3 separate regions of the Mus musculus genome follow, and all the other regions are linked to region 1. The links are chromatin loops, found by intact Hi-C in ENCODE. Cell type or tissue: heart. All regions are shown on one strand. Links, peaks and the distances in the headings refer to the core of each region. The heading gives the core; the rest is flanking DNA. Region 1 overlaps Tmem266 (transmembrane protein 266). Region 2 has its middle 9.3 kb from the start of Ube2q2. Region 3 holds the start of Chrna3 (cholinergic receptor, nicotinic, alpha polypeptide 3).

Region 1 (11,215 bases), core at 1,791-9,790:
CCTCTATTCTAGTTCTGTCTGCTTCTCGAGTTCACCTCCCTGCATCCAGGTCCGAAACTCAAACCAAGGAGCTGCCTGGCAAGTCCTGGCAGCTTACCATCTTTCTTTCCCTCCCCGTGTCTGCTCGCCTCTCAACCAGATGTCTCCCTCCTTCAGGAGTGATGACACAGAGGTGAGCAGACAGTCTGGGGAGCAGGGAAAAGGGGAGCAGAGGTGTCAGCTCCAACCGCAAAACCGTGTGACAGCAAAATGCTGTGAGACTTGGTTTTCTTCCCTCATGCCTTCAGTCTGTTACCAAGTCATGCATATTTGTATTGTCTTCATTGTCTACTCCACAGTCTTCCCTCTGTAATATGGAACCCAGTGCTAAGGCAGCTCTGAGGTTGGCCCATGAGTGTTAGTGAGGGCCAGATTCCCCCATCACTGCTGTCAGCAGTGCTGGCTTCATCCCGATGCCAAAAGTGGCTTCACAGTTGGCACAAGGACTGCCTTTGGTAGTCATGCATTCTCATTTGTATCTCGCAATCGAGAAAGGCTGTCCATAATGGGCTTGAGAACAACATAGATCCTTCCCAGAAGCTTCCAGCTGTTCTTGCCTCATGTCTTATGAGCTAGAATTGAGTCGCATGGCAAAGGATGTGGGACTACGCCTAGGCTGATTGGACTCATCTTTTGATCCAATCTTTTGATCTACATTGCTATGTAGATGTGGGACACTCATATACAGTATACCACAGCCTAAAGAGAGCCGGTTTTGGGTTTGGCTAGTAATGGTGCTTACTGCAGAATCTGACAACCTTTGTTTGATCCCCAGAACCCACACAGTAGAAAGAAAGAACTAAGCCAAGTTGACCTCCGATCTTCACATGTGCCCAGCATCACCTATGTGCATGTACACACACTCACACACATGCGCACACATGCATACACACATGTGCACGCACACATGCACAGACACAACTAAAAGGGAGAGCTAATTTCCATTCATTAACTGGACTCCCAGACAGGAGAAGCTTGGAAGAAGTGTGGGTCTCCAACAGGCTCTACGGGAGATGAGACCAACAGCTTCTCCAGAATTCCAGAGTCAGTGCAAGGCAACATGATGGGGCCCAGGGATATTTTTTGAGATGTCAACTTAGGAAAAAAAAAAAGACAGACCCAAGATAGCAAACACCTCTAAATAAGGACTGAAATAATTTAAGATATGACAGCAAGCAATAGCTGGGAGCAAAGAGAAGGGAGGAGTAGGGGCCTATTAAGCCACAGCCTAAAAATAGTATCTTCTCAGAATACCTTAAGGAGGCGCTCTCCAGAAACCTCCTGTCCCTCCACCCCCACACTTCCACAGCCCCCTCCATCCATGCTGTCATTGATTGGGAAAACAATAAATTCCCAGCCTTGGACAACCTCTGAGCCCTACTAACGCACATCTAACCCCAGCCCTGAGCCAGGAAGTTCCTCTAGCAAGGACCAGGTCAACTGAGTCTGGGATAGAGGGCATGCGAGCAGAATAAAGGACTGACTTGAATGGCCAGCTGAGTGATGAACAGGCAGCAGTCTGATCAGATGGCACAGGAAAGCCAGTTCCCCTGGAGAGTGGTTATAAGCTGATCTATGTGGAGCTGAGGAAGAACAAAGGAACAGGGGAGGGAATGGCACCAGGCTTCTCGTACCCACAGGTCAAAGTGCCACCTGTACACCTCTGACTAACCGCCTGTATATCTCTTATTAGTCAGGGTTTCTATTCATACACAAACATCATGACTAAGAAGCAAGTTGGGGAGGAAAGGGTTTATTCAGCTTATACTTCCACATTGCTGTTCATCACCATAGGAAGTCAGGACTGGAACTCAAGCAGTTTTATGCAGGGTTATGGTGTCCAACAAGAGAGCCTCAGTCACCTGAGGAGGCATCCAAGATCCAGAATTTACAGCTTCTTCCCACTGTGTCAGGGAGCTGAGCTCATCAAGTTGCCCTAGTTGCAAAACCTAGCATAAAGAAGTCCTTAAATTTGTGGCCAGTTCACCGAACTGAGGGCTCTCTGAGTTGCAGAGAGCCCCTAATCTAACAGCATCCTTCTCCCTTCGGTGAACCCGAAGCCCTCGTCAAGAGTCAGGACCACTTTGACCACATCCTTCCTGTCTGTTACCTGTTCAGAGATGTGTGGGCAATGTCCTTAGACACCCTAAGAGGGGGCAGAGGTCAGAGGAGTTTAGCATCCTGCCAAGCAGAGGGCATTTCCTGTCTCTCCACTCTATGCTCGTCCCACCACACCGTGAGGCCTCTCTCAGACTCGAGAGATGTAAGATTATGGGACAAGCACAGGTTAGCCTCTGGTGGCCCAGCTGCACACCGCCTCTGCCTTTTCCTGGGGCAGTGGTGTGAACCTTCAGCACTGAGTGCAGAACTCAAGCTGCCTACCTAGAAATGGAGATGCTTTCACTTCCTCAAAGGGCTGGGCGAGAAGCCTCTCGAGGGCTGGCTTTCTGAAGCGTGTGCATGTGTTCTGGGACTGTGTGTGTGAAGTCATGGGTCGCCTCTTGGAATCAGGTCAAGGAGATGAAGCTGAAGTGCGACTGCTCTCCCTGCTGTCCTGGCTCACCCCACGTGGGAGAGGAGCTCCATCTCTGACATTCAGATAAAGGGTGTCCCTGTGGGCACTGGATCGACAATTCTCACCAGGACAGGATTGTGTCTCTTTGGAAAAGTCTTGCTTAGATGAACTTATCTCTCCTGGCTGCATTGTCTCTAGAGTAGTCTAGGGCTAGGAGCCCACTGCAAGTCACAGTTCATTTCCAAGGATCCAGGCCCCGTGGAGAGGAAGGCTCCCTTCCTCTCATGTGCTAACACTTTGCACGGTGTCTAGATTTAGAACGATATGTATTCTGCCTCTTGCCAGAGCCTCTACCCGCTAAGGCATGTATGGAAACTATCGTTGTCCTGACACATGCTAGCCTCGTTGTATGCTGGCTTTAACATTTCAGATCCTCCCAGCACCTCTGCAAAGGCAGGGATCCCATTTTTAAGATTAACAAACTAAGGCACAAAAGATTGGACTCATGATTTAGTCAACATGTGGCTGGGGTTAGGAGACACTAATTGCCACCAGAGCCAAACACGTCTTCTCCTGTCCCACATTTGTCTGTCTGTTTATTTTCAAGACAGAGTTTCATATGTAGCTCTGGCTGTCCTAGAACTTGACATGTAGACCAGGATGGCCTCAAACTCACAGAGACCCGCCTGCCTCTGCCTCCCTAGGGCTAGGATTAAAGGCAGGCACCACCACTCTAGATTAACCTTTGAAGTGCCCAGAACAGCGCCTCGTGCATAGGACATACCATGCATGTGTCTGTTGAGCCAATAACAGTGAAACATAGATGAGTGAGAGTTGGGTTTCTGTGGTCCTCATGGCCTTCTCTGACTGTGTTCCTGACGTCTGTAAAGAGAAACAGAGGGCTAAGAAGGACATGCTGATGTCCAAGTCACCACCAACTCCAGTGGCTTCCAGGGCACCAGGGATCAGCATCGTAGAAGCAGAGCCTGAGAGCCAGACCTGGTCTCCTTAAACCTTCCCCACTTATAAGCAAAGAACAAGGAACCCATTATAGAACCATAGGCACATAGGAATGTAAAGTAGGTATACAAATCAAACATTTACTGACGATAAATCGTATAGAAATTTATTTAAAACAACTCTCTGGTATACATATAATTTCTCATGAAAGACTAAAGAAAATTTACATACTAATGAGATGAAGGTATCTGTTTATGTTTACAGAAAGAATTAAATCTTGACAGAATCTTTGATATTCTAGGGTAGAACATCTTCAATAGTTAGATTTTTTTTTTTAATTTCCAATGTTGAGACAATCGCCTCACATAAATACATCACACAGAATGACAGAAGTATGTTTAGGGCTGTTTCAGATTTTTGGAGAGTCTGTCCTGACCCAAAGCCAAGATTCCTTTAATGATTTTTATTTTTGGAAAAGGGTCTCATTATGTAGACCAGGCTGGCCTCGAACTCTCAGAGGACTGCCTACCTCTGCTCTTGAGTGCCGGGCCTTTAGCAGTACTGAAACAAAGTTTGTTGGCATCTTAACTCTTAATGAGCAATTTTAAAAACCACCCATTCTGGGCCAGAGAGATGGCTCAGTGATTAAGAGCACTGACTGCTCTTCCAGAGGTCCTGCATTCAATTCCCAGCACCCACATGGTGCTCACAACCATCTATAATGGGATCTGATGCCCTCTTCTGGTGGGTCTGAAGACAGCTACAGTGTGCTCATATACATAAAATAAGTAATTCTTTTTTTAAAACCATTCTAATGTAATGGTTCTATAATGTAACCTAAATGTACTGAGGAAAGGCAATAGAAAAATATTAAAAGTTTCTATTTCCTGTAGCCAAGCCATTGTGTTTCTCTAACAGCAGAAGGTGTTGCAAATAGCCTTGAAACACTGTAATTCATAACAGTTAGTGTCTCAGCTCCAAGCTGGGGCGTTTGAGGAAGTGTCCTTTGAGATTTCCTGGCATGACAACATGTGATCAGATCCAAGGGTACAGTGGGGTTTGGTGACGCAGGCTGATTCGTTCCACGTTTCATGTTTGTTATTTGTGGGCATGGTACCAGGGACTGGACCTAGGGCTCACACATGCTTAGGCAAGTGTTTTTGCCACTAAGGTATCCCCAGCCCTCTTCTGAGCCTTCTTCTATGTTTTTAATGTATGTACATGTGTGTTCACATGCAAGCAGAGGCAAGAGGTCAATGCCAGATGTCCTCCTGAATCATTCTCCAGTGCATATTCTGAAGCAGGGTCTCTCAGTGAGCCTAAACTCACCGAGGAGAGGAGACAAGGCCTGCAGGCCGGCAGGCCCCAGGAAGCTGCCTGCCTCTGCCCGCCTGGCTTCTTACATGGGTGCTAGGGCGAGAAGTCAGTCCTCATGTTTGCATGACTGGTGCTCTATCCAGTGAGCCATCCTCCCAGCCCCATCTATTTATAGTTAGTTAGTTAGCTCTGTGTTTAGCAGCCTTTAACTATTGCCAGATTGTTCATCCCTCACGCTGAGGTACCGCAGAGGGGCCACTGAACTAGACCACTCTGAGAGTGGAAAGAGAGGTTTACTGGGAATCTCAGGGGGCATTCAGTCACATGACTGTCCCAGTTTGTTTTCCAGTGCTATTATGATCACCGTGACCAAAAGCAGCGTGGGGAGGAGAGTGCTTATCACACCTTACAGTTTGGAGTCCATAATCGAGACAAGCTGTAGCAGGAGCTCAAGGAAGGGACATAGAGGCAGGAACTGAAACAGGGCCACAGAGAAATGCCACCAACTGGCTTGTTCTTAACTCACTCAGCCTGCTTTTTTGTTTGGTTTTGTTTTGTTTTGGAGGCAAGGTTTCTCAGTGTACCCCTGGCTGTCCTAGAACTAGCTCTGTAGACCAGGCTGGCCTTGATCTAGCAGAGAGACACCTGCTTCTGCCTCCCAAGGGCTAGGATTAAAGGCAGAACCATCTGTCCAGGGGTAGCACTACCCATAGTGGGCTGCCATTCGTTAATCAAGAAGATGCCCCTCCAAACTTGCCTACAGGCCAGGATAATGGAGGCATTTTCTCAAGGTGGCCCCAGCTTGGGTTAGGTTAACAAAACTACTAACAAGCACAATGACCCTTAAGAGTAAGTTTAAGAAGCTAGGCAGGGGGTCTCCATGAGGGCCAAGGAGTCTCTGCATCTCTTGAAACCTTAAATGCAGAGTTGTAGTTTTATGTCTATGGCGTGGGGGGGGGGGGTGTGTGTGGCAAATGGTTATTGTTTTTGTCAATTATTGGAGAGCTTTGCTCCGAGGAATCTTCTGAGCCACGGGGGGGGGGGGGGGGAGAAGCCCCCTGCAGGCCAGACAGGGGGCAAACGCCTGGTGCTCCAGGCTTCATCTTCATCTCCGTCGCCCCTACCTCTAGACTTCTAGACTCATTCCGACCTCCCCTCAGATCTTTTCTTTGGGAACTTAATGGACAACAATCCAAATGTGCAACTAACGAGGTCTTCTGTCCCGGACACTAGAGAAACCACCTTCATTGCCTGTGAAGAACCCTTTTAGGATAACTGGAGAGTCCCCACCATCCCCACAGGCTCACACCAGGAGGACAACGTTTCCTCTGAGTGCATAGTGGGTTGTAGGGAGAAAGAGGCTTGGCCCTGAAGGAGCAACGCAAGCCCGGCCCTGATTGGTCCATACTTCACCTTTAAGATGAGGCTGTTTCTTTGTCAAGCTTGGGACCACTACCTGACCTGATCTTGCCTGCCTGCCTTCCAGGCCACTCCTATGGCCTGACCTCCCATAAAAGAGCCTTTGGGGATTTGCCAAACTCCATTTTCATATTCTAGAATTTATTCTCTCAAACTGTTACCCCAAACAACTAAGAATATAAAACAGAAGCCGCACCGGCGCTCACCTGCTTTCCACCCCCGGACTCCTCTGAGGCCTCATGAGGGGTGCCGGAACTTCTCTGGAATACCACCTGCCAGCAGGCCCATCTGTTGGTATTCTCTATTTGGGCAGCCCAAGCCCTCCCCAGAGCTGCCCCTGGCTTTTGTAGCACATGTTGGGAAATAGGGGCACGTCTGCCCTCTGGTGGCAACTTCAGGAATAACACCACTCCGGGACTTTGATGGGCTGAGGCTGCCTGAAAGAAGTTATTTTCCAGTCTGTGTCCGGGCTTCAGCCCAGTCAGTTCTTTTATTAACCACGCAAACCGGGTTATAAAAACGGGAAACACCGTCTTCTTGGAGTATACCTTTCCGCGGAGAGGGAACACACACTCTCCTTGGAATGTCTGAGTCACTTGCATTTCACAAGGAGTGATCCAATTCTAAACCTGGGGCCAGGCAGGAACCTGCAGGTTCTGCCTCACCGCTGGTTCCCATTCCCACTAGGGAGCCCAGATGGAAGTTACTTTAGAGTTGTACAGCCCCGTCCCTGTCTCTCTTGTTAAAACATAGGCACAGGCAAGCCTCCTTCCTGGTGGCCCTGGTTACCTTCTCTGTCCTGCTCCCAAGCTTCTGTCACACCACATACACCCTCAGTTCATCCTCCATAATAGTTGTCACCTGCAAGAACACTCTTGAGCTGGGTTCTCCTGAAATGCAGGCCCAAATTCAGTGGGTGTTGGGGACGATTTAGCTTCCCTAACTCCAGGAGTGCTCACATCTGAAGAGGCAGAACCATGGTCCACACCTTGGAGTCACCTCACGAAGTTATAGACCATGGGCCTAACCCAGAAATGGTGGCTTCATAAGGGACCTGGGGTATGGCTTAAACCTTGGGACTTTCCAGCAATCTCTGGCCTGGATGCTGATCCCAACCCCCACTTCCAGGCTTCTCTGCCTGGAGTCATCTACCTACAGCAGGTATCTTCCTTTGTCTCTTAAGTCACTGCTGTGCTGTGGGGTCACTGGGAGAAAAGAGGTTCACCTCAGCTGTGGTACAAATACCATCTCCTTGTGCAGCTCGGGGACCAACATGAATTTCCTCCCAGGCTGAGAGCAGCTGGTGACTGAATGCCAAGCTCTGGGCAGGCACAGCTAAGCTGCCACAGCAGTAGAGTAGGATAGGTAGACTTGGCTTTGCAATGCTTTGGGATTTGGCAGGAGATGGGTCTTGTCATGGGGAGTGGTTGCCCCAGCAGCATCTGCCCAGGTGCTAGGTGATTAGTGAGCTCTGCCCACCATGCAAGAGAAACCCTTCCTCCCTAAGCCAGTTCCTGGCCCATGTCCTGGTGTCCTTTGGGCCTGAAGAGAATGTTGGTACTAACTAGGCAGGTCTGTGTGTTTCTTCCCGATACCTATGGGCACTGCCTTTAACTTTCTTGACCATCACTTCCTCCTTGAGATCTCCCCCGCCATTGCTAAAAGTCCTTCCCAGGGAGAGTGGACCTCTCCTAAGGTTCTAACTACAGAAGGAAGCAGCATCCCAGCAGACTTCACTGTAGGAGACAAGTTCATTGGACTTAAGTACCGAGCACAGGAGTTATCTACAGGGGTGTGGTGGCTTCTCCCCCAAAGGTTATACCAGAAAGTCTTTACCCAGAAGAAATGGGGGCTTTCCCATAGCCGAATACATGGAGTCTCCCTTCCCTATTCTTCCTTGACTATGTGTGTGTGTGTGTGTGTGTGTGTGTGTGTGTGTTTGTGTGTGTATACATTCTAGCCCTGTGCAGGCAGCATTGCATACAACAGGTGGTAGGGAGTCCTGAAAACTCAGGTGAGGTCCCGAGTCCTTCCCACCCTTGATGAGGGGCTCTAAACAGTCAGGAAGCCCAGCTGGGACAATTCTTTCCAAGTAAGCACAGTTTACAAGCACAGGGTAGAGATTTCTTAGGCTCAGGGGATGGTCTTGCACACCTGACCACTTGGTTTTAAATGTCTGCTCAACTTCACCATCCTGAGTCCAGCACAGGCTCTGGGCTTTCCCTTAGTGCTCCATGGCCTTACAGCAGCTACAACTCATTTGACCCCCTTTCCCACTACAATGTACCTGGTTTTGCTGACTTGGGATGGAGGGACCACCTTGCCCATGCAGGGGGCACAGTGTCATTTGACATCCAGATCTTTCCCTGCCTCCTTCCTTTGTCCTCCCAGCTGCCTGAGCCTCTCCCTGGCTCAGGGAAATCTCAGATTGCAGGTGATTCCAGACTTGCCCTCATCTCTTTCAAAGGCAAAGTCAGTATTTTCACAGTTGGTGTAAAGTGTGGCCTGTCTGAACTTCCCACAGGCAAGCTGCAACTGCATGGAATACATTGTTTCTTTCCTGATGCTTGTAGCTCTCTTCTGAGGCAGAAAGAGCAGAAAGCTCTCAGTAAGGCTCATACTCAACAGATGTCAAGGTAGGAGGGGGGAGGGTGTCCAGTTGCTTTCTCTCACCATGAAGGTGAAGCCTCCTGTTCCTCCCTGGACATCACCTAGGGCCAAAAGGTTTCCTGGCTGCTCGTTTCATTTATAGCTTCTAAAGGTGTGTGGCTCTCATTTCAAATGACAGTGAAATGGCACCAGGGTTAGCAGCCACTAAGAGTAGATGCCATGGGGCTGGAGCTGAGGTGCCTTAGTGGTCTAGGAAAGAACATGCCATTAGAAGAATCTGGGATGGGAAGGGTATGGCCCAAACTTCCCAGAAGTGCCAGGTTGAAGGCTGGGCACAAACTGAGACGTGAAAGAAGCAAATAAGACCAAGCAGAGGGGCAGACGGGCACATGGAAAAAGAGGTAGGGAAGCTGATGAGACAGGAAAGGTGGGCAGAGTGACAGAGCTCTTAGCAGTGAAGAGTGTTAGGGGCATGAAAGAGGTCTGGGCTAGTGACCCCAGTGGGTGGCAGCGTTACACTTCTGGAGCCTCCGGGTGATGGGGATAGGCTGTCCATCTGACACACGGTAGAGGCTCACTGTTCTTCCTGCTGCTTCTCATGCCTACAGGTGGCCTCATGGATTCTCTTCTGGGTTTCCCTGGCTCTTCGCAGTGTCTCAGGGCCATGTAGCCACAGAAACGGCTACTATGTATCACTCAGAAAGTACTTCTAGGTGCTAGAGATCTTCTGCTTTCCATGTCGGGTGTGCAACTGAGAAATCAGCCCTCGGCTTCCAAGAGCTTTGCTTTTCCAAATTTTAATGCGGCCTCTTCCTCCGTGCATTTCTCTGACTAAATCACAGCCACCCTTACCAGACCCCTTCAGACCCTCAGCTATAAGTCTGCCAGACCTAGCAGATTAGAATCCATACTGCTCTGTAAAGTCTGAAAGACAGACAGTAAGTACAAGAAGAAGCCTTTCTATGCAGGATCTGGAGCATGTGTTAAGAAGTTGCTCATTGTTTATCTGAAATTTGGATTTATCTAGCAACTCTACTTAGCTTTATGTGGATTTGGTTTGGGTTGACCTGTGGGAGGAGCCTGCAAGAAAACAGGAAGTGTGGTCAGAAAGAGGAAGAGTGCATTTTCAGGTCCACAGCAAGGGGCCACAAGCACCCACTCCATGGTTGGTCTCTGAGGCTCAGCTCCCACCCGGCTTTATATCTCTGTTCTCCATTTGTCTCTTGAAGAGACATGCTCTCATCTGACCCAGCCAGGCTCCTCCTCTCTCACCCTCCACTCTTGGCCTTTCTAGAACTCATGCCTATCTTTCTTCCCCCATCCAAAATGACCTGCTTAGCTCCTCCGTCACCTGCTCAGGTCTGCAAGCTTCTCTTTCTGGGACCTGCTTAGCTCCCTCCATCACCTGCTCAGGTCTGCAAGCTTCTCTTTCTGGGACCTGCTTCCCAAGTCTGGCGATGACCACATCTGGTCATTGTATTGCCACCGAGCCAAGGACAGAGACCATCAGTCATTCCCACACGTGTTAGGAAATATCCAGAAAGACTTAAGCAAGCCCGATTTTCTGCCAGGTTCTTCAAGGCTATCACCTCTGGTGTTTGCGCTTTTTCTGCACAAATATGAGGAAGAAGCCATCACCTGAAAGCACCCATATCATTCTTTCAGGGATAGCTAAAATGCAAAGCTGCTTTCCCAGCCCACTGGCACCCGCGTCTACAGGAGGAGGGCACTGGTCCTCCTTGCGGCAGGTTGCAGCAGATTGACTCCTTCTAGATGGGAAGTATGAGGGGATGGCCAAGCCTCGGAGCCATCAGATATCATCATCACCATCACCACCATCATCATTACCTTCACCATCACCATGATGCTATTTCAGCCACACCGTGCTTTCAGGTTAGAGACATTCTTTCATTTAGCTTCCAACAACTCTACAAGTTGAAAAATACTATTCTTTACTTTCCAAATGGGGAAGAGAGGTCCCCAAAATGACCTGGTGCCTTGCAGGTGATCTCGGGGCAATGGGGAACACCCCAAAGTAAAGACTTTCCTGGTTTGCTTTGGTCCCTAACTAAAAACAGATGGGCAGGCAGAAATGGGCCATAAACAAGCAGATGAGCGAGGTTCGATTACAGCACTCCAGACTCAGTGCTATGCAGAAGAGTCCATCCTCGGGGGTGCCTCGTCTCCCTAGAAATATCTCCCAGAAGACACCCATACACAGAGTGTGAGTCTCATGAGATGGGACGGAAGGTAGCCCTGGCCTACAGTTTGGTAACCATAGCTGCCATCTGTGTGGAGCACTGTAAGAAGGGTTTAGCTCACCCCACATAGAACTGGCCACTTAACTCCAACTCA
Region 2 (11,215 bases), core at 1,409-9,408, 250 kb before region 1:
ATGAGAATCCAGTGCTTTAAAATCGAATATGTTCTATCAATTGCACAATGTGTTTGGTGTGAACTTTTTATACATGTGACGTGCACCAACCTCTCTGGTGACTAACAGACCTATTCTACCAGCTATTTGAACTGGGAGAAGGTCTGTTTTTCAAGTTTCTAGTCTTTCCTTTTTTCCTACAAAGATCACTAGTTACGCAAGACCTTAAGCCAAAAGGCAAGATGGTCCACACCCTGGAAGTTTCGTTGCCAGATGAAACACTAAGGTTTGGTGCTAACATTCAACTCTAAGTGCAACGTTCCCTTCATCACCCACCATCCTTCAGCATGTAAGCAAAGCAGTCTGTGCTCAGCTTCCTACGACATCACATGAAAATGTCTCCAAATGAACACCTGAGCCAGCCTTTGTGGGTCTTTTCCCATGTCACCTATGATACCAAATGCTTCTGTGTGTGTGTGGGGGGGGGAGGTTTAGCACCACGACTTTCTTTGTGAAGGGGCCACATGCCCTCTCACCTTCTGCTGCAAGCACCTTAGTCTTTGACTATCATTTCTGTGGCATTATCAGACCATTTTCCTACATAGAATCCAGCTATATCAGCTGACAAGGTCATGTACTTGGATGTCTGACAATGGCCGACTACTTACTGTGTTCTATGTGTCTGTTTTTGATTACCATCCACATCCTGTCACCCACCTCTGCACAGCACACTTTGGATGATACCACTCTATCTGGTTCCCTTCTCCCCAGCTTCAGCCTGCATGCGCTATGCCTCTCCTCTGCTCTCTCTAGGTCCCTGCTCTCTCCCTCCTCTCCCTCATGTCACTCTCACAACCACAATAAAAGATGCTTTGTTATCATTTATGGACTTCTTTTTGAAGCAAGGTCTTACTATGTAGCCTTGGTTGGCCTATAACTCATTATAGTAGATGAAGTTGGGCTCTAGTGGTAGCGCGCACCTTTAATCCCAGCACTCGGGAAGCAGAGGCAGGCGGATTTCTGAGTTCGAGACCAGCCTGGTCTACAAAGTGAGTTCCAGGACAGCCAGAGCTACACAGAGAAACCCTGTCTCGGAACAAACAAACAAACAAACAAACAAACAAACAAACAAAGAACTCTGCCTGTCTCTGCTTTCCAAGTGTTGGGATTAAAGATATTAAAGGCTGTGAGGTATACACATGCATGTGCATGCGTGTGAAAGCCAGAGGTTAGCTTCACGTGTCTTCTATGTCACCTATTACATCACCGTCATCATCGCCATCACCATCACCACCATCATCATCTTTTTTGAGACACCCTCTCTTACTGAATTTGTAACTTGACAATTTGGCTAGACTGACTGGCCAGCGAGGCCTTGGTGTTCCTCCTGTCTCCACTTCCCCAGTGCTGGGACTACAGATGCACACTGTCACACTCAGCTTTTCATGTGGTTGCTGGCAATTCGCACTCACGTCTTCATGTTTGCCTGGCTAGTTAGCTGTTTCTCCAGTTCTCCATAATTTTACCTTGGGTTTTTAATAAAGATCTTGAGTTATCCTAAGATTGGTATCTTTGTTCTCTTTGAACATGCCTTTGATAGAACCTCCCAGTGTAGCACTTCAGTCATCCCAGAGAAGACAGAAGATACATGTTAACTGGATAAATAACAGCTATCTGTTTTGAAGGAAGTCAAATGAAGAAAGAGCAGACAGATCTAGGGACTCCCAAGGTGTCCTGTTTGCTCTGAATCTGGAGTCCTTGGCAGAGACATTACTGCCTTGTGTAATGCAGTTGTGTAAGTGGGAATAAGGCTCAGGCGTTGGAAGGACACAGCCCCTCCGAATCATAGGGCTTGAGGTATGGGCTCCCCAATCCAGGCATTCCTTGCTTAAACAATGCACGCAGTCTTGGGTCATTCCATCTTAGATGGTGATGTATTACATGGGATTCTCTGAGGCAGCCTTCTGCCACTCAGAATTTGTGGGAAAATGTTATTCTTGTTTGCAGGGTGATCTTTTCCCACACATTTTCTCTTTGGCTTCCTGGGTAGAAGAGGAGAGTCCTTACTGCCATTGTGAGCAAGTAGTAATGTAGTTTGAAGGACCACAGCAGTTCTGGGAGAAATGCTTCTGAATATAATTGTGTCGTCTCTGGGAGGCTCACTGCCTCTCTGTGACTGAGAGCAGCCCTGGGGAGCGGATGGGGGTGGGGAGGAGGCACTGGGAACAATTTCTCTCTGGCTGGAGCTCTGCATCACTCCCACAGTGGTGTACTGATCTCAGAAGTGGGCTAGGAAGCCAGGAGGAGGAGAGTAGTGTGAGGAAACCAAACAACTGTCAGTACCTTGTGATTCAGACCTTCCAGTTGTAGAGGGAGTGATTTGAGTTGACACGAATTCCCAGAATGCCTGACACACCCACAAGCAAGCGGGCCCCAACCCATCCCAGGAACCTTCTGTCGGCCAGCTGAGAGCTTGTGTGGCTTCTCTCAGCACCATGTTCTGCTCTACAACAGCATGTCCCCACGAGATCATCAGTGAGAGTTTGTTCCTGTGGAAAATGGTTCAGGAGGCTTGCCTGATACTAACCCCTTAATTTTCAATGGGGAAGGTTGTTTCAGGAGAACTGGTGTCCTGTCTTTGCTGGAAGCTTGACACACCTTAGCTTCTCTTATTTCTTAAATTACTCAAGCAGATTGGTCAGCGGTTGGCTTGGTGGCAATGACAGGAATATTTACTTTGTAAGCCTGGGAGGGCACAGGAAGGTCTGGAGAAACACCTTTCCCTGCGGCTGCTGGAGTCAGCACTAGAAAGGAACACTCTCCGTATCTGGGAAGCTAAATATATTACTGCTGAAGATTACCCAGGAAATGATAAAGTCAGGGTTAGAGTCCATGTTGGATGGCTGCTAGTCCCGTGTAACTTTCAGTATGCTCTGTGCCACCCAGCATAAATGTCTCTCTATTCATCCATTTGTTCATTTATTCATTCACTCATTAACTCCATATTTGTTGAACAATCTTAGTTGGCCCTATGATATGAGCATATAGATCTAGAGCCATAAATGAGATAGACATGACATTTAAGTGCCATAAGACACATTAATTGGGGAATTATCCAATAAACGATGGCAAATGTGGCTCCTTGCAAGAATCCGAGGGGGCCAAAGATACTGGCAAGTATAAACCTAACCTGGCCCTGTTGTTGTTGTTGTTGTTCTCCTCCTCCTCCTCTTCTCCTCCTCCTCCTTGTCAAGGAGATACAAGCTAGTTATATGGAAAGACAGCCTCAATTAGGAAAATGCCTCCGTAAGATTGCCTGGAGGCAAGTTTGTAGCACATTTTCTTGAGTCCTGATAGATGTGGGAGGAGCCAGCTTGCTGGGGCTGGAGCCTGGGTTATATAAGAATGCAGGCTGAGCCAGGTTATAGTGCACACTCATGCTTTTCATCCCAGGAGGCAGAGGCAGGCAAATCTCTGTGAGTTCAAGGACAGCCTGGTGTTTTCGGAGTGAGTAGAAAAGTCAGTGCTAGCTACATGTGGGACTTGTTTGGAAAAAAAACAAAACAGAGAGGATGGGCAAGAGAGAGCCATGGGGAACAAGGCAGAAAGCACTGTTGTTTTACAGACCAGTTCTTGCCTCTAGGTTCCTGCCTTGGCTTCCCCTGATAATAGGCTGTAACCTGTAAGCCACAACAAAAAACAACCACAAAAAACTGCTATCTTAATGGCCATCAAGCCCCAGGACTCCAACTGTCTCGGTCTCCCCAGAGCTGGACTTACAGGAGTCTGCCACCTTACCTGGCTTGCTTGTGTGTTTGTTTTAGTTTCGTTGTTTTGTTTTGTATTTTGAGACAAGGTTTCTCTGTATAGTCCTGGCTGTTCTGGGACTCGGTTTGTAGACCAGGCTGGCCTCAGCTCACACATATATGCTTGCCTCTGCCTCCCATGCCATCACACATGGGTTCTCCTATCAAACTCAGGTCTGCATGTTTTTACGGCTGTAATCAGGTTTGCATGCTTTTATCAGCCTTGACTGGCTGAGTTATTTTCCCAGCTCCTCCCATCCCAGTCTTCTTTTGAGTGTTTTGTGTGGAACAGCTCAGAAGTCAAAAAAGAAACAATGTAATCTGTTTTAGCCAACACTGAGACAGGCCCCTGCCCGCCTTCCCTTTCTTAGGACATTTATTACAAAAGGAAATATTTTCTATGTCTTTGGTGTGTGTGTCCATCAACGCATAGTGTTTTGCTCAAGGACCCAAAAACCATTACTTTGAAACGTATCCATCAGAACGGACAGGGAAAAGTGGATCCTAACTTTGAGAGTGGCACCATCGCATCCCTGCAAGCCCTCAGCAAGCTCTTCCCCTAGGACCAGTTCACTCCCCTGACCCTCCTTCTCAACCTGACCTGTCACCGATGCACACACTGGAACGGAGCTTGGCCCTTTCCCCTGTTGTCAGAAGTTACTGAATGAAAAATCTGTTCTCCTCACTTTAACTATTGTCTGGCTTTATTTAATCACTGTCAGAACCTTCCCCAGATACAAAGATTATTTAAAGAATGGTTGGCAGCCGTGAGTGATGCAAACATCAGTAATAGGTTTATTTGTTCTTTTTTTCTCCTTTATTTTCCCTTTGTGACTTGTCTCTTTCCAGGAAGGACACAGTCCAGAAAGAGTAATACAATAAGGCCCAATGGGAAGCCAACTGTCCTGAGAGGGAGTCTGTTGGTTAGGGAACATGCTGAAAACAAAGCACCTAAAATAGAGTACTGACATTCGAGAGCTTCTTTCTCTCTTACATAGTAGGTAGGAGGTGAGTTCAGCAGGAGAAGGGCAGCTGTGATCCCACTCTGCCACCATGGAAGTGATAACGTCTTTTCCAGGTGTACCCCCTTGTCCACATCTTAGCTATTGGGCCCCACTGATAGTGGTGGCTCACACCTTTAACCCCAGCACTCAGGAGTCAGAGGCACGCAGATCTCTGTGATTTTGAGGCCAACGTGGTCTACAGAGTGAGTTCCAGGACAGTTAGGGCTACACAGAGAAACCCTGTCTCAAAAAAAAAAAAAAAAAAAAAAAAAAAAAAAACAACAACAAACCAAAACAAACCAAAAAAAAAAAAAAAAAACAAACAAAAAACCCAAACAAACAAAAAAACCAACCAACTAACAAACCAACAAACAATCTCCTCAAAAGGGAAACCCAGGTGCAATTGGCATAGTGAATATCCAAAACAGAACAGAAGTATCCTGGGGGAGGGGGGAATGAAATTGGGGTCCAAAGGGATTCTAGAATATTACCAGTTTTATCAGAGAGACCATATTTGTATTTGGAATCCTTGTTCAATGGCTTACTTCTGGGACAGTGCCGACTAAGACCAAATCTGGGATCCTTTGAAATTCAGAGGGAAACTACACCACATAACTGTTGCATTTAGAAAGTAGAAGAGAAGTCAGTTCTTCAACCAAGACAAAGTATTTCTCCCTGGCCTTCTCTGTTCTCTGCCAGGAAGCACTACTAACTACTGGGCATGCCTTCTGTCCAGCTCCTGTGGCACTTACGTTTGCTCTGTTCTCACACCTGTGGGCTCCTTGACCATTTCAACCCTTTGAGCTAGCAAATTCCCTCACGCATTCTTGGAACTAAGCATGTCTGGATGGTGGAAAATATGAATTCTGTCCAAGACCTCTTGACACACAAAGAAATCAAGTATCAGAGAATGTGACTGGCCACATGTTCCCGGGAGAGTAACCCCGGAAGCCAGCTCAGTGCCATTCTGGTATTCTGCCATGAGCAGATTTTGTTTTAACCTCTGAGTGGAGCTCCAGGCTTTTAGCTGGAGCGTGTTTGTAACTGGTAAAGAGGCCTCCACCCTGAGTGGGCTGTGTTGTCTACCCTTGCCCATGAGATTTGAAGGACTGTGCTCATCACTATTTAATTTTTCATACTTTGTAAGATGAGACCTAAATGTAACCAGGGAGATAATCTATTGATTTCAGGCTATTCAGAATCCTATAATGCATTCATTGATTATGGAAAATGCAAACAGAATCAAGCTCTTGTTTCCATGAATTTCTCTTGGAAATCACACCCCTTGATGACCCGAATCTGATCCCAGAGGAGGAAGACCCCCTTAAGCCAAAGTGAAAGCACCAAGACACTTACTCAGCTTGGTCTGGGGAGAAGGATTTTTTTTTTTTTTTTCTGAAACAGGGTACCATTTAACATTTGTGAAGCATCAGTGAATTGGCTGTTTGTCTAGAAGCCTGGTGTTCAGGTGTTTGTAAATCAAGCTCTGAATCACTTCTATTTCAAGAGTCCTTTTGTGATTAGAAAACAGATCAAATCAAACCAGGAGCTGGGGAAGTAGCTCAGTGAGAGTCAAGGGCTCACAGTGTAAACATGAGCTCCCAATTTGATCCCCAGCAGTCACATAAAAAAAAAAAAAAAAAAAAAAAAAAAGATGCCTATAGTGGTACAAGCCTATAACTCCAGAGCAGGGGAGGGGGGGGGGCGTGCAGGAAGATCTCCCAGCTTTGCTGACCAGCCAGTTCAGCTCAAACTCTGAGCTTCAGGCTCAGTGAGAAACCTAAAATACAAACAAACAAAAATAAAGTTGGGGCTGGGAGGTAGGGCAGTGACAGAGTGCTTGCCTAGCAACTTATGAGGTCCTGGGTTCAAACCCTAGCAAACCAAACAGATATGTACTGACTTTTTAAATTTTCTTTTCAAAATTCTTCCATGACTGACATCTCTCTATCTTAAATATGTAGAGACTAGTTTAAAATTATGTATTTAGGCTACTGACATGTATCTATCCAATACCAATATTTTGGAAAATATAAATAAGCAGATAGAAAATTGAAATAGCCTCAAGTCACTGCCAGGAAATGTTCATTATTAATATGATGGTGCATCCTTCCAGGTACTTATACAGCCTGGATAAAGGCCCTCAGTTATTCCACTGGGTAGTCCAAAATGTTTGAAATGTCCAGTTCTAAGACTTGGAATCCTATTTTATCTTTTACAATGATAAAAGTGCTTTTCTATGCACAGACATACATATTTTGTGTGTGTTTTATATGTGTATGCTTGCGTGCACACACACACACACACACACACACACACACACACACACACAGTCTCCTATATAGAGGCCAGAAGTCAACATTGGCTGTCTTGCTGAATTGCTCTTCATGATATTTTCTGAGACAGGGTGTCTCACTGATTCAGTTGACCTGGCTGGCCAGGAAGCCTAAGATCCTTCCATCTGCCTCTCCAGGCTGAGGTTATAGTTTTCTGTTACCAAGCCCAGTTTTTAATTTTTAAAAATATTCCTTGCCCTATGTTCCTAGGTGCAGACCTGAGATACAAAGTCTCTATCCGGAGATACAAAGTCTCTATCCTGAGGCTCCCCCTCACCCCCAGCACACCACAGTCAGCATCTCTTTAGGCTGTGTGGCATCACTGCTTTCCTGCCGGTCTTCCATCCTATTCACTATTACTCTGAATAAAACTCTTTCTGGACTATCATCACCCCTCAGATTCAGCAGCTCTGCCCCAGGCACGTCCCTAGAGTTGGCAGGATACTTTCTGATCTCACTGCTGCTCGCTCTGCTTCAGCTTCTCTCACTACTGACGTGGGCTGATCCAAAGTCTCTGAGAAATTGTTTGTTTGGGCTGGAGAGATGACTCAGCGGTTAAGAGCACTGACTGCTCTCCCAGAGGTCCTGAGTTCAATTCCCAGCAACCACATGGTGGCTTATAACCATCTGTAATGGGATCCAATGCCCTCTTCTGGTCTTTCTGAAGATAGCTACAATGTACTCACACATAAATAAATAAACAAATAAATAAATCTTTTAAAAAATTGTTTCAAAAAAAAAAAAAAGAAAGAAAAAAAAATTTAAGCCGGGTGTGGTGGCGCACGCCTTTAATCCCAGCACTCAGGAGGCAGAGGCAGGCGGATTTCTGAGTTCGACGCCAGCTTGGTCTACAAGGTGAGTGCCAGGACAGCCAGGACTACACAGAGAAACCCTGTCTCGAAAAACCAAAAAAAAAAAAAAGTTTCACCAGAGCATCCTCTCTCTCTCTCTCTCTGCCTCTCTGTCTCTCTCTCTGTCTCCTCTTCTCTCTCTGTCTCTCTCTCTGTGTGTCTCTCTCTGTCTCTCTCTTCCCCCCCCCCCCCCCGCCGTGTGTGTGTGTGTGTGTGTGTGTGTGTGTGTGTGTGCATATGCATGTAGAGGCCAGAGGACAACTGAAGTAGAAACAACATAAGGGTTCTTTGGAAAGTTAGTATTTTGCTGGGGCAAACACATGAAGGAATGTTTAGCTGAAGCAGACACAGGTGAAAGGATGTTCGGCTAAAGCAAGCATGTGAAAGGACATGTGATGAGGGATTCTTTTCTAACAACATGCATGCATTGGTCTGCCTTATATCTCAGAGTTGAGCTGCATTTGTCGAGACTCCATAAAGAAGCATACCAAAAAACTTCTGTTAGTGCGCTGCAGTTTCTTGTCACTTCAGCAGACTTGGGTTGATTGGTAGAGTGATGTCAGCTGAGACGGACACACATGCTGAGGCAAGACACTTGGAGGACACCTGATGTTGGAGGGTATAAATAGGACTTGAAGGGCAGAGGCAGAGGCTGAGCTAGGCTTGCTGACAGAGCTAGCTGTGCAACACTTGTGGGTCTTGAGTTTTTCGCTGATTTTTGCTTCCTTGAGAGAGGCATAGCTGAGAACTTCTGGTGTTCCTCTTGGTCCTTGCTGCTGGCCACTGCTGAGGCTGAGTCCGAGTTGGCTCTGCTAGTCAGTGCCTCGGCTGCTGATTCGTGTTTGCTATCCCAGCTCTACCAAATTGGACTGCTGGTGTATCTGTCAAGTGTTTGGGCGTGGATCAACCTGCTGCCTGCTAACCTGTGAACTGAACTGCTGATTTCCAGACAACATGGACGGGAGTTGCTCCAAAGAACCTTTCTAAACAGGTCTACTTCCCCCCTATCCTTTCTTTTCCACTACCTCTGGTGGGCTACAAGGGAGGTTAAAGTGTTTAAGAACCATGATTAAAACTAAGGTTTGAAAAAATAAGATACAGACAAACCTCGCTGTTGTTCATCAGGAGTTGTCATTATATATATATATTTAATATATAATATATATATATTTTAATAGTCTTTCATTGGCCTGTGGCTAGCTGGTGACCCCCAGAGATCTGCTTGCCCCAATCCCCTAGTGATGAGGTTACAAGCATGCACTACTACATTTGGCTTTTAAAAACTATGATTTTGGGGGGGGGGGGCGTTGGTTTCCTGGTTAGCTTTCTACTGCTGTGATAAAACACTGTGACCAAAAGCAACTTAGGGAGGAAAGGGTTTACTTCAGTTTACAATTTCTAGTCCATTACCCATGGAAATCAGGAAAGGAAGTCAAGGCAGAATCCTGGAGGCAAGAAATGATGCATAAGCCATGGATGAGTGCTGCTTGCTGGCTTGCTCCTCCTGCTTGCTTTCTTTTTCTTTTCTTTTCTTTTTCTTTTTTTTTTTTTTTTTTTTTTTTTTTGGTTTTTTGAGACAGGGTTTCTCTGTGTATCTCTGGCTATCCTGGAATTCACTCTGTAGACCAGGCTGGTCTCGAACTCAGAAATCCACCTGCCTCTGCCTCCTAAGTGCTGGGATTAAAGGCATGTGCCACCACCTCCCAGCTCCTCCTTCTTTCTTATACCACTTAGGATCACCAGCCTAAGGGTGCCACCATCCCTAGTGAGCTGGATTCTCCCACATCAATCCTTAGTAAAGAAAATGCCCAGGGAAAGGCAAATCAAAACAACCCTGAGATTCCATCTCACACCAGTCAGAATGTCTAAGATCAAAAACTCAGGTGACAGCAGATGCTGGCGAGGATGTGGAGAAAGAGGAACACTCCTCCATTGCTGATAGGATTAGAAGATGGTACAACCACTCTGGAAATCAGTTTGGTGGTTCCTCAGAAAATTGGACATAGTACTACCTGAGGACCCAGCTATACCACTCCTGGGCATATACCCAGAAGATGCTCCAATATGTAATAAGGACACATGCTCCACTATGTTCATAGCAGCCTTATTTATAATAGCCAGAAGCTGGAAAGAACCCAGATGTTCTTCAACAGAGGAATGGATACAGAAAATGTGGTGCAATTACATAATGGAGTACTACTCAGCTATTAAAAACTATGAATTCAGCCGGGTGGTGGTGGTGCATGCCTTTAATCCCAGCACTCGGGAGGCAGAGGCAGGCAGATTTCTGAGTTTGAGGCCAGCCTGGTTTACAGAGTGAGTTCCAGGGCAGCCAGGGCTATACAGAGAAACCCTGTCTCGAAAAACAAAAAAAAAAAAAAACAAAACCCTGTCTAGAAAAAACAAAAACAAAAACTATGAATTCATAAAATTCTTAGGTAAATGGATAGAACTAGAAAATATCATTCTGAGTGAGGTAACCCAATCGCAGAAGAACACACATGGTATGTACTCATTGATAAGCCCAAAAGCTTGAATACCCAAGGTACAATTCACAGACCACATGAAGCTCAAGAAGAACAAAGTGTGGGTGCTTCAGTTCTTCTTAGAAGGATAATAAATTACTCACAGGAGCAAATATGGAGATAAAGTGTAGAGCAGAGACTGAAGGAAAAGCCATCCAGAGACTGTCCCACCTGGGGATTCATCCCATATACAGTTATCAAACCCAGACACTATTGTGGATGCCAAGAGGTGCATGCTGAAAGGAGCCTGAAATGGCTGTTTCCTGAGAGGCCCTGCCAGAGACTTACAAATACAGAGGCAGATGCTAGAACCACTGGACTGAGTGCAGGGTCCCCAATAGAGGAGTTAGAGAAAGGACTGAAGGAGTTGAAGGGGTTTGCAACCCCATAGGAAGAACAACAATATCAACCAACCAGACCCCCTGGAGCTCCTAGGGACTAAGCCATCAACAAAGGAGTATTCCAGCTGCATATGTAGCAGAGGATGGTCTTGTCATGCATCAATGGGAGGAGAGGTCCTTGGTCCTATGAAGGCTTGATAGATGTCCCAGTGCAGGGGAATCGAGGGCAGGGAGGTGGGAGTGGGTGGGTGGGTGGAGGAACACCCTCATAGAAGCAGAGGATGGGATAGGGGGTTTCCGGGAGCAGGGGAAACCAGGATAGGGGATAACATTTGAAATGTAAATAAAGAAAATATCCAATAAAAAAGAAAAA
Region 3 (8,777 bases), core at 1-8,000, 370 kb before region 1:
CAAGGCTAGAAAGAAAATCACAGCAGCAGAGACTTGTGAAAGCTGAACAATGGGGCACGTACAACAGGAGGACAAGCCCACTATCCACACGATTAGCGACGGTTCCAGTGTCTCATGAATGTCAGCATTTGAGGGCACAGGGCCAGAGCATCATGAGACCCAGGGGCTAAGTAGGATTAGCTGCTGAATGGGGGTAACATAGGGAGGAAAAATGGGGTCTCAAGGTCCAAAGAGTGAGTTCTAGGGTCATAAACATAGAAGAAATAGCCACCTCTCGAAGAAAAGGACCATACGGAGAAGCCTCTGTGATGAGCACTGACAATCCCAGCACGAGGGTACTGCACCTCCAACACAAATAAACAAATGTAAAGAAATCATTACAGTGAGAATACACAGAGGGGTGCAGTGAAGTCAGTCAAGGCTGGGGCAGCTTTGTAGAGATCTCAGAACTCTGTACACTGATCTTAACCAAAAGGCCAAGAAGCGATTAGATCTCAGAACTCTCAACACCCCACGCCCCACAAAACTCTCTTCCGGAACCACTCGGAACCAAAAAATTGTCATGGCAGGAAATGGAATGGACAGAGACCGATAAAAGTCCTTTGGGTAGCCATGCTAAAGAATATGGCACTTATAAAGGAGACATATCAATATGTATATAAACTTTAGAGAAGACACTAAAAAACAAAGAAGAAAATGTTTTAACCCCAGGAAGATGTGTGTTTAGCAGCTTCTCAGTGATTATTCTGGTCTCTAGCCTGGGACAACCTCTGAGTCTTGCCCAGTCCTGATTTTCTCTCACGAGTATTCCCTCTCAAAGAGGGTGAAACAGCCATCTCCTCCCATCCCTGCCTGCAAAGCTAGTGTCCGCTGCCATGTGCAAGCCCCTCCCTTGATGTCCCAGGTCCCCCCACCGTACACCGGGGCTGCTCCAGCCTCATACCCAACAGTGCAGATAGTGAGGTCACTCTAGCTACCCATGGCATACTCTCCTGCATCCCCGGACCTTCCCTGCTGCAGGTCCCCTCTTCCAAAGCCCGTGTGACCTTCAAGACCCACTTCAATGGCATTTCCTTCCAGCAGCTTTCCATGGTGACCTTTCCCTTCTTCCAGCCACACATGGAAGGAACCACTCAGCATCCTGCAGCTCTGTGGCTCACTGGCGTCTATGGTACCCACTGCATAACAGATGCCCAGTGCCTCCAGGGTGAACGAGTAAGCAGACCCCTTTCAGAAAGGGCCGAAAAAAGCCCAGACTGTAAGCATAGTGAGTGGCTGGAGGACCAAGCGCCCAGTCTTCCAGACCAAAAGAGTATGGGACAGCCAGCTCCTTACTTGTTGTAAAGCACGATGTCTGGTTTCCAGATCTTCTCTGCAGGGACTCGCATGAACTCCACCCCTTGGTAGTCAGAGGGTTTCCATTTCAGCTTGTAGTCATTCCAGATCTGACCAAAGGAGGTGGGGAGAAGACAGTAGAAGGACCAGCCAGGTTTTCTTGACAGACATGTCATTATGGCCATCATGGTGACAGACCACCCCTTCTTAGGGTCACTGAGCCATTTCCCTGCTGCAGAAAATGTTGGCCAAGGGAGCAACATGGGGGCAGCAAGGCAGACAGCATGAGCTAAAGCTGCAGGTTGCCCCTGCTCTCTAGTCAGCCTTCATGACTGGGAGCTTAATCCTTATCAACCAAACGGGAGCCATTAATCATTGCCTTCGATCACATTAGCCAAGATGGCAGCCTTCTGTATTTCTACTAGGTTCATACATTAAACTCCTTTTTTTTTTTTTACATACTTTGAAATCACTCACCAGCCAGGTGTAGTGGCATGAGACTGAGGCAAGAGGGTTGTGAGTTCAAGGCCAGCTTAAGCTACATAGGGAGTCCTAGGCCATGCACTATGAGACCGTGAATAGGAAAAGAGGGGTGAGTCAGTGACTAAGGGATTTGTTGCATAAGTGTGAGCATCCTCAGCAGAGATGGAATCCCTGAGCACACAACCCTCCCACTTCATAATCTCAGGGAGGCAGAGACGCAATCGCTGCGGTAAGATGGCTCCCTAGACCAACAGAATCATTGAGCTCTAGGCTCAGTGAGATGCCTTGCTTCAACAAATGATGCAATGACTGATCATGGAAGACATCCTCTATCAACGTCTGACCTCCAAATTCATGCACACACACCCTCACACATGTGCCTAGGCACATGCACACACACACACACTCGCACACACACACGCACACAGAATATGTGGGGTAGAGACTTAGCTTACTTGATAGGATGCTTATCTAACAGGCTCAGTCCCATCCAACGCCTAAACCAGGCATGGGGACATACTCCTATAATCCAAGCATTAGGAAGATGAAGGGCCAGAAGTTCAAGGTTCTCAGCCACACAGTGAGCTTGAGGCTGTCATGAAATACATGGGATACCCTCCCCCATCTCAAAAAAGCAGAATAATCCTTTCTAAATATAAGAGTTCCCCCCCTCAGAATGGAGCCTTGATTCCACAGGACCATAAAAGTGTTGAGCACAGACCACCAGAAGGAACAGGATGGGGCTGTGGCCACAGAGGAACATGTAGGTGGGACGCTTCGCTTGGCTCGCCAGCCTCTTCAAACAAAGGCTTGTAGGAGCTGAGTGCTAGGCTGGCTGAGCTGGCAGATGTCGTGATGTCTCCCAAAAGATCTGGCCAAAGCTTCCCTAGGGAGGACATGTGGGAACAGAACACCAGTGCTCTGCTCCTGCCCCATGCACAATGCAAGAGAACCCACCTCTGGCTTTGCAAGAGAAAGGAAGGATGTCTTCGTGAGTGTTACCAGAATTGGGGGTCAGGGGTCCAGTGTATGTGTGTGGTTCTGGCTGGCCTGGAACTCATTCTGTAGACCAAACCAGCTTTGGTTGGTTGTTTTTGGTTTTGTTTTTTTGTTTTTTGTTTTTTTTTTTTTTGAGACTAATGTCCCTCTACATAGCTCTAGCTGTCCTGAAACTTGCTATATATATCAGGCTGGCATTGAACTCACAAAGATCTACCTCCCTCTGTCTTCTGAGTGCAGGGATCAAAGGCTTGAGCCACAACACCCAGCTTGTTCAGTTTTGTAAGGGGGCTGTGGATAGAATTCTCTCTCCAGGTTGTAGCTTGTCTGTCTGTGATGTGAGTGAGGGAGTCAGCCCTCAAGAGCAGTCAGGTGACCCTGTCCCGGGTCCAGGAGTAGTGTCCAGTCCAGTTCCCCTTTTCCCCCAGCAACAAATAAGGCAATCACCACCAGGGGGCAGCAGTACACAGAACCTGGGTACTTACTTGCTTCAGCCACAGGTTGGTTTCCATGATCTGGTTTACTTCATCCTAGAAAGTGAGATTGAAGTTGACAGGTGACTGACCAAAATAAGGCAGAAGACTCCCCTAGAACCCCAGGGGCACATCGTGTGGCCCCAGCACTTACCACCTTCACCAGCTGAGACATAGACACCTCAAACTGGATGATGACAGGATGGGACACGTTAGCCACCGGCCGGATGATCTCGTTGTAATCTTCAAACAGGTACTGGAACAGGCGGTGCTCAGCTTCCGAGGCGCTGGCCACTGAAGGAGGTATCCCTGTCAGTCCCTGAGGAAATGCACCTCTCCCAGAGAGGGCAGCCTGCCCACAGACTGCCGTCTGCCAGGGTACTCTGCAAACTCGGGCTTCCAGGCTAGTAATGTTCCCTGGAAGTTACAGGCTGGGAAGCCGAGGTCGTGCACATTCAGTGGTTTAGAAGCCTGAGTTCTGAAATTGGGTACATCTAAGGAAAATCCCGGCAAACCGGGGGAAGCTGTGTGCGCTTAGGCTAGTAGCTCAAACTCTCTGAACCATCGTTTCTGAACTATCAAAGAGTATGCATGAATGCACCTCAAAGGTGGAAGTGAAGTGCTTCAGTCACTGGCCTGAGGCAAGTGCTGGAGAACTGTTAGCTTGGTGGGATCCTGTCAGAGAATCTACACTGTCTCTGTGTGTGTTCCTGCCATTTTCTTAGCTTTCTCCCCCCTTCTCTCTCTTAAATCTAGGTAAAGACTTCCTTATTTTCTTCTTTAAATTTTTCATTACATTAATGGAGGAGGGTGCATGCTGTGGCATGTGGGGGGCAGGCTCCAAGGGTGACTCAGTTCTCTCCTTCCACAATGTGGGTCCTGGGAATCTAATGCCGGTCATAAGGCTGAGTGGGAAGTGCCTTTCCCAGGAGGACCAGATACTGGTTTTTTGTTTGTTTGGTTTTTGTTTTTGTTTTCTTAATAAAACTCTAACCTTTACATAACCACCTAACCTTGCTATCTAAGAGAAAAAAAAAAGAGCTATTAGCGGCTCAAACCTTTATTGTTCCTCCAAGGAAGGTTGTGGTTCTCCTGCTGCCCAAGTGGAAAGATGACTCACCCTGGGGTGGAGCCACTCGGGGTTCCCCCAGGCCAGGAGCCCTGTTTTCCACCGTGTCAGAGATTACAGCCCCTTCACTCTCTCCAAATTCTGCAGGGGCTTGGTTATCATATCGTAGGAGCCAAGATGCCTACCGGGTTCCTGGCTGGGCTGTCTTCACATCCTCATCCCAGCCTTTACCTCTGGTCCCTGGGCATCCTTTGTTTACAAATCCACTCCAACTAAGCAAGACATATTGGCTCAAGCTGTCTGCTTACAGTACTAGGGTCAGTCTAGGTACAGTCTCGGGGGAGGGGGCCGGTGTAACTTATTTTCTTCAGGCTGTGATTTAGATTTAAGCAGGACCCATGCAGTGGAGCAGACTGTAATGATGCACAGCCACAATGCTGGTGTCGTTCCCCTCGCCCCTGCGTGCTCTGACCGCCTTCAGGGGAGCATCATAGCTGCTTTTCTGCTTCACTCGCCAGCCATCCTGGGTCTCTGGAAGGGCTTTTCTCCTAATAGGCTCCCCCCTAGAGCCTCCACGACGGCCTGGGAGGAGCGATCACGTCGAAGGTCTCTAGGCAACGCGATCATTTTGCGCAGAGACCCGATGACCAGAACCAGAGGCTTGGTCCTGCCCCAGCTCCAAAACGACCCGGTAGCTTTAGACAAATATTTAGCCTTCTTTGGCCGCATGTTTTCCCACTTAAAACCAAGCGGTGGGAGGAGGCAGATGCTGGAAGCGGGGCTGCGGGGCGACGTTCGGGACCGGGACCCAAACCTCTATCTCCCTAGCAGAAGCAGAGGGCCGGTTCTGGGCTAGTCTCGAGCCTCAGCTAACTAGCAGGTTTGGGAACAAAGGAGTAGCCAAGGGACTCAGTGGTAGGGACTGGGATGCGCGTGCACAGGCAGAACCGTGGGGCCACGCTGAGATTCAAGGCAAGTGGGTGCCTAGACTTCTAAGGCTCTGGTGGTCAAAGTCGTGCGGAAAACAGAGCCCTGGGCTGCAGCCTCGCACAGGAGACCCACCCGCCGCCCGATGGCCACCGCCCGCAGCCAGCCTAGGCTCCGGACCCGACCGCTCCCCGCTTGTACCTGGCAGCAGCATCAGCACCAGCATCAGCATGGACAGCGGCGGCGGGGGCAGCACAACACCCATGTCTGAAGACCGCATGGACAGGACCGGAGCCACTCTGGTGCTGACCACCACCGAAGCACAGCTAAGCTAGCACGGAGAGCGCGGGGTTCCTCCCGGCTTCGCGCCGCCGAGCTCCCGCGCACTTGCGCGCCCGAGTGCACGAACCCCAGGCAGGCAAGCGCTGCTAGCAGCCGCAGGGCGGGGAGGCTGGGAGGCCAAGGCAGGAGCTGCGTCCGTCGTGGGAGGGGCGTCGGGCCACGGTCTTCTGCGTCGATGCCTCGATGCCTCGCCCAGAGCCTCCCTGGACTCTTGAAACCTCTAGGCTACAGACCAGTCGGGATCAGGCATTGTCACCATGGCAGGAAGAAAGGGTCAAATTTCTGGCCCTGGCTTTCTGGCAGGTACAGCTCTGAGGAGGGCTGGGGGCCTATCACATGTGCCAGCTCTAGTGTAACTCAAAAGTGGACCGTGGAAGTTTATGCTCTTAAAGTAACTATTTTCAGCACGATGCTGTGTGTGTGTGTGTGTGTGTGTGTGTGTGTGTGTACACAGCATACAGTTAAGAGGGACTCGATGGCTTGGGATGGAAACAATATTGGCAAGGAGTTCCCCATGGTGGACGCAAGGGTGATGATATCTGGGAGGTTTTATATTATTTTCGCTACTTTCTTTAGACTATGCTAGAGATGCTCCTTGAGAAAACAGACAAATGCTGATGGTTATAGCTCAGCAGTAGAGTGCTTGTCTAGCACACCTAAGGTCCAGGCTGCGATTCCCAGCAGAGTAAATAAATACTTTTATAAGTAAAGTTGGAATAACTAGAGGATCTGGCTTCCCATAGTGACCGTCATAGATTTCCTTTTGTGGCGGTTATAGATTTCCCTTGGTCTCACTGCCAGCTGCAAACCCATGTGTCCCAGGAATCGACGGTGACAAGGTAGGTGTTCTGGGGTCTCTTGACCTCTCTGGCCATCCACCAGGGATGGCTTAGCCCATGAAGGCTTCCTTGATGGTTCTTGGGGACCTTGTAAGGGTGATGGAGCAGTACTAAGCTGGATCATGGTGATGAACATACTAAAATTCATGGTATTGTCCAGTGCACAATGAGTGAATTTATACTTCAATAAAAGTGATCATTTTAAAAAGAGTTTTGTTTATTGTGTGTGGGGGGGGGCGTGCACACACATGGAAGCCTGAGAGGAAGTATGTGTACATGCACACACATAGAAGCCCTAGGACAGCTTTGTGAAGTTGATTCTCTCTTAGAGTCTTTATAAGGATTCTAGGGATGAGATTCGGGCCTCCAGGCTTGAGAGGCAAGTGCCTTCGCTCACTGAGTCATCTTGCTGACCCAATGAAGTTGTTTTTAAAGACCCAGCATATGGGCTGGTGAGATGGCTCAGTGGGTAAGAGCACCCGACTGCTCTTCCAAAGGTCCGGAGTTCAAATCCCAGCAACCACACAGTGGCTCACAACCATCTGTAACGAGATCTGACTCCATCTTCTGGAGTGTCTGAAGACAGCTACAATGTACTTACATATAATAAATAAATCTTTAAAAAAAAAAGACCCAGCATAAAGAAGCCAGTATCTACAGTATCTAATGGTTACACCCTGAAGGATTCCGTTTAAGCAGCAGGCTTGAAGATACTGAGCTACAGCAGTGAAGAAAAGGTAAGGGTGGCCAGGGCTAAGTGTGCAGGGGTTGGGTCTATGCAGAGTAGCCAAGTTTGAGTGACATCTTTCTTTTGTCCTAGTGTCAATGATGGTTATACAAATGTTAAACTTTAAAGAAGTCAACTTTATTGTAGGTTAATTCTAAAAACAAAACACTTTAAAATATTCTCCCTCAGGGGCTGGAGACTCAGCAGTCAAGAAGAGCATTGGCTGTTCTTCCAGAAGACTCAGGTTTGATTCCCACCACATACGTGGTGGCTCAAGTCTGTAACTCCAGTTCCAGGGGATCTAGTGCCCTTTCCTGGCCTCTGGGGGGGGGGGTACTAGCATGTACGTGGTACACACACATACATGAAGGCAAAACATCCATACACATAAAATAATAAATTTTTAAAATCTTCCCCTTGTAGGCATGAAATAATACCCTGTGTAAAGATTACCTTTATATTATTCAAACGCTGATTTCTGTGCCCCCACATTTGATTGTAATTCTTATTCTGAGAATTTCCAGTCTCAATGTTATGTAAACATTGCTCCCCAATTATTCCCTGATTGGTCAATGGCTAAGCAGGGGAGAGACTAGGTCTGGACTTCCTCCCATCCAGGGAAGGGGGCAGGAGGAGAGTGGGGATTCTCTTTGGGTAGAGAGTCCAGGAGATGCCATAAGAAAACACCTGGAGCCCAGAGAGCCAGATCAGTACTAAAATGCAAGTATCACTGGGGTTTTGACTGGGAGGTAGCCAGATCAGTTTAGAGGATTAAAATAGATAATGCTGCTCGTTGTTGTGCCTTTAAAGCTTCTTAAATAAATACAATAGTCCAGTCAAAATTATTTGGGAGCTAGCTGGGTAAAAGGAAAACAGCAACATTTTTTTTGTATTGTTTTGTTTGTTTGTTTGTTTTTATGAGACAGGGTTTCTCTGTGTAGCCCTGGCTGTCCTGGAACTCACTCTGTAGACCAGGCTGGCCTCGAACTCAGAGATCCGCCTACCTCTGCCTCCCAAGTGCTGGGACTAAAGGCGTGAACCACCACACCTGGCTCAACATTTATTTTTTTAAAAAAGCCACTAACACTCCTTAATTCCAGAAGTATCTTGAGTGCCAACAGTGGGGCAGGCACCGTGAGAGAAACAGATCAGTGTGAGAAAGAGACAGGCCTGAACCAACCATGGTGTAAAGGCAGAAAGCAGGAAGGGAGCAAGGACAGCTACTCAGAGGGTGTGTGTGTGTGTGTGTGTGTGTGTGTGTGTGTGTGTGTGTGTTTGAAGGAGAGCAGGAGCCATTCATTCAACAAACATTTATTTTGCACCTTCTGTGTGCAGAGCTCTGTCCCAGGCTCTGGAGTGTGAATGTGAATTCACACACTCCGACCCTTGTTGAGCATAGACTTTAATGGGCAAGGTGCTGGTGACTAGTGTGCCACCAACTAAGGACTGCAGCTGCCAATGGAGGACACTCAAGAAAGCTGGAGGTTTAATGTGGTTATGGGAGACGCTGCTTTGGAATGCATGGCTAGGGAAGGCTTGTACAGGAAGTGACATATTGGAACAGAGGATCATGGGAGTAGATC

The links. A loop is a pair of places that touch in the nucleus more often than their neighbours do. Peaks named below come from ENCODE experiments on the same cell type or tissue, not always from the same donor. Only the 100,000 strongest peaks of a DNase experiment are listed, where the experiment ranks them.
Region 2: a loop joins it to region 1, with 6 times the contacts of the local background. A loop is called at or near these places in 12 of 42 quality-filtered maps.
Region 3: a loop joins it to region 1, with 6 times the contacts of the local background. A loop is called at or near these places in 6 of 42 quality-filtered maps.

What each region holds. Positions count from the first base shown.
Region 1 is chr9:55,385,871-55,397,085 of GRCm38, forward strand. The region is part of intron 3 of Tmem266 (transmembrane protein 266); the gene reads left to right. Among named protein-coding and RNA genes, the nearest start is that of Tmem266, 65 kb to the left of the region's middle. In heart, for the core only: no CTCF peak of the experiment used is centred there; a DNase peak (open chromatin) is centred at 6,611; H3K27me3 peaks cover 2,611 bases.
Region 2 is chr9:55,134,477-55,145,691 of GRCm38, forward strand. No RefSeq gene overlaps it. Among named protein-coding and RNA genes, the nearest start is that of Ube2q2, 9.3 kb to the right of the region's middle. In heart, for the core only: a CTCF peak has its summit at 5,798; a DNase peak (open chromatin) is centred at 2,335; H3K27ac peaks cover 473 bases.
Region 3 is chr9:55,020,844-55,029,620 of GRCm38, forward strand. It overlaps Chrna3 (cholinergic receptor, nicotinic, alpha polypeptide 3), which reads right to left and starts at 5,719. Exons shown (of 6, transcript NM_145129.3): 1 at 5,488-5,719; 2 at 3,445-3,584; 3 at 3,303-3,347; 4 at 1,336-1,445. The coding sequence starts at 5,551. It overlaps Chrnb4 (cholinergic receptor, nicotinic, beta polypeptide 4), which reads right to left. Exons shown (of 6, transcript NM_148944.4): 6 at 7,313-8,777. In heart, for the core only: a CTCF peak has its summit at 3,270 (motif pointing right); a DNase peak (open chromatin) is centred at 3,248; H3K4me3 peaks cover 1,130 bases; H3K27ac peaks cover 415 bases; H3K27me3 peaks cover 4,007 bases.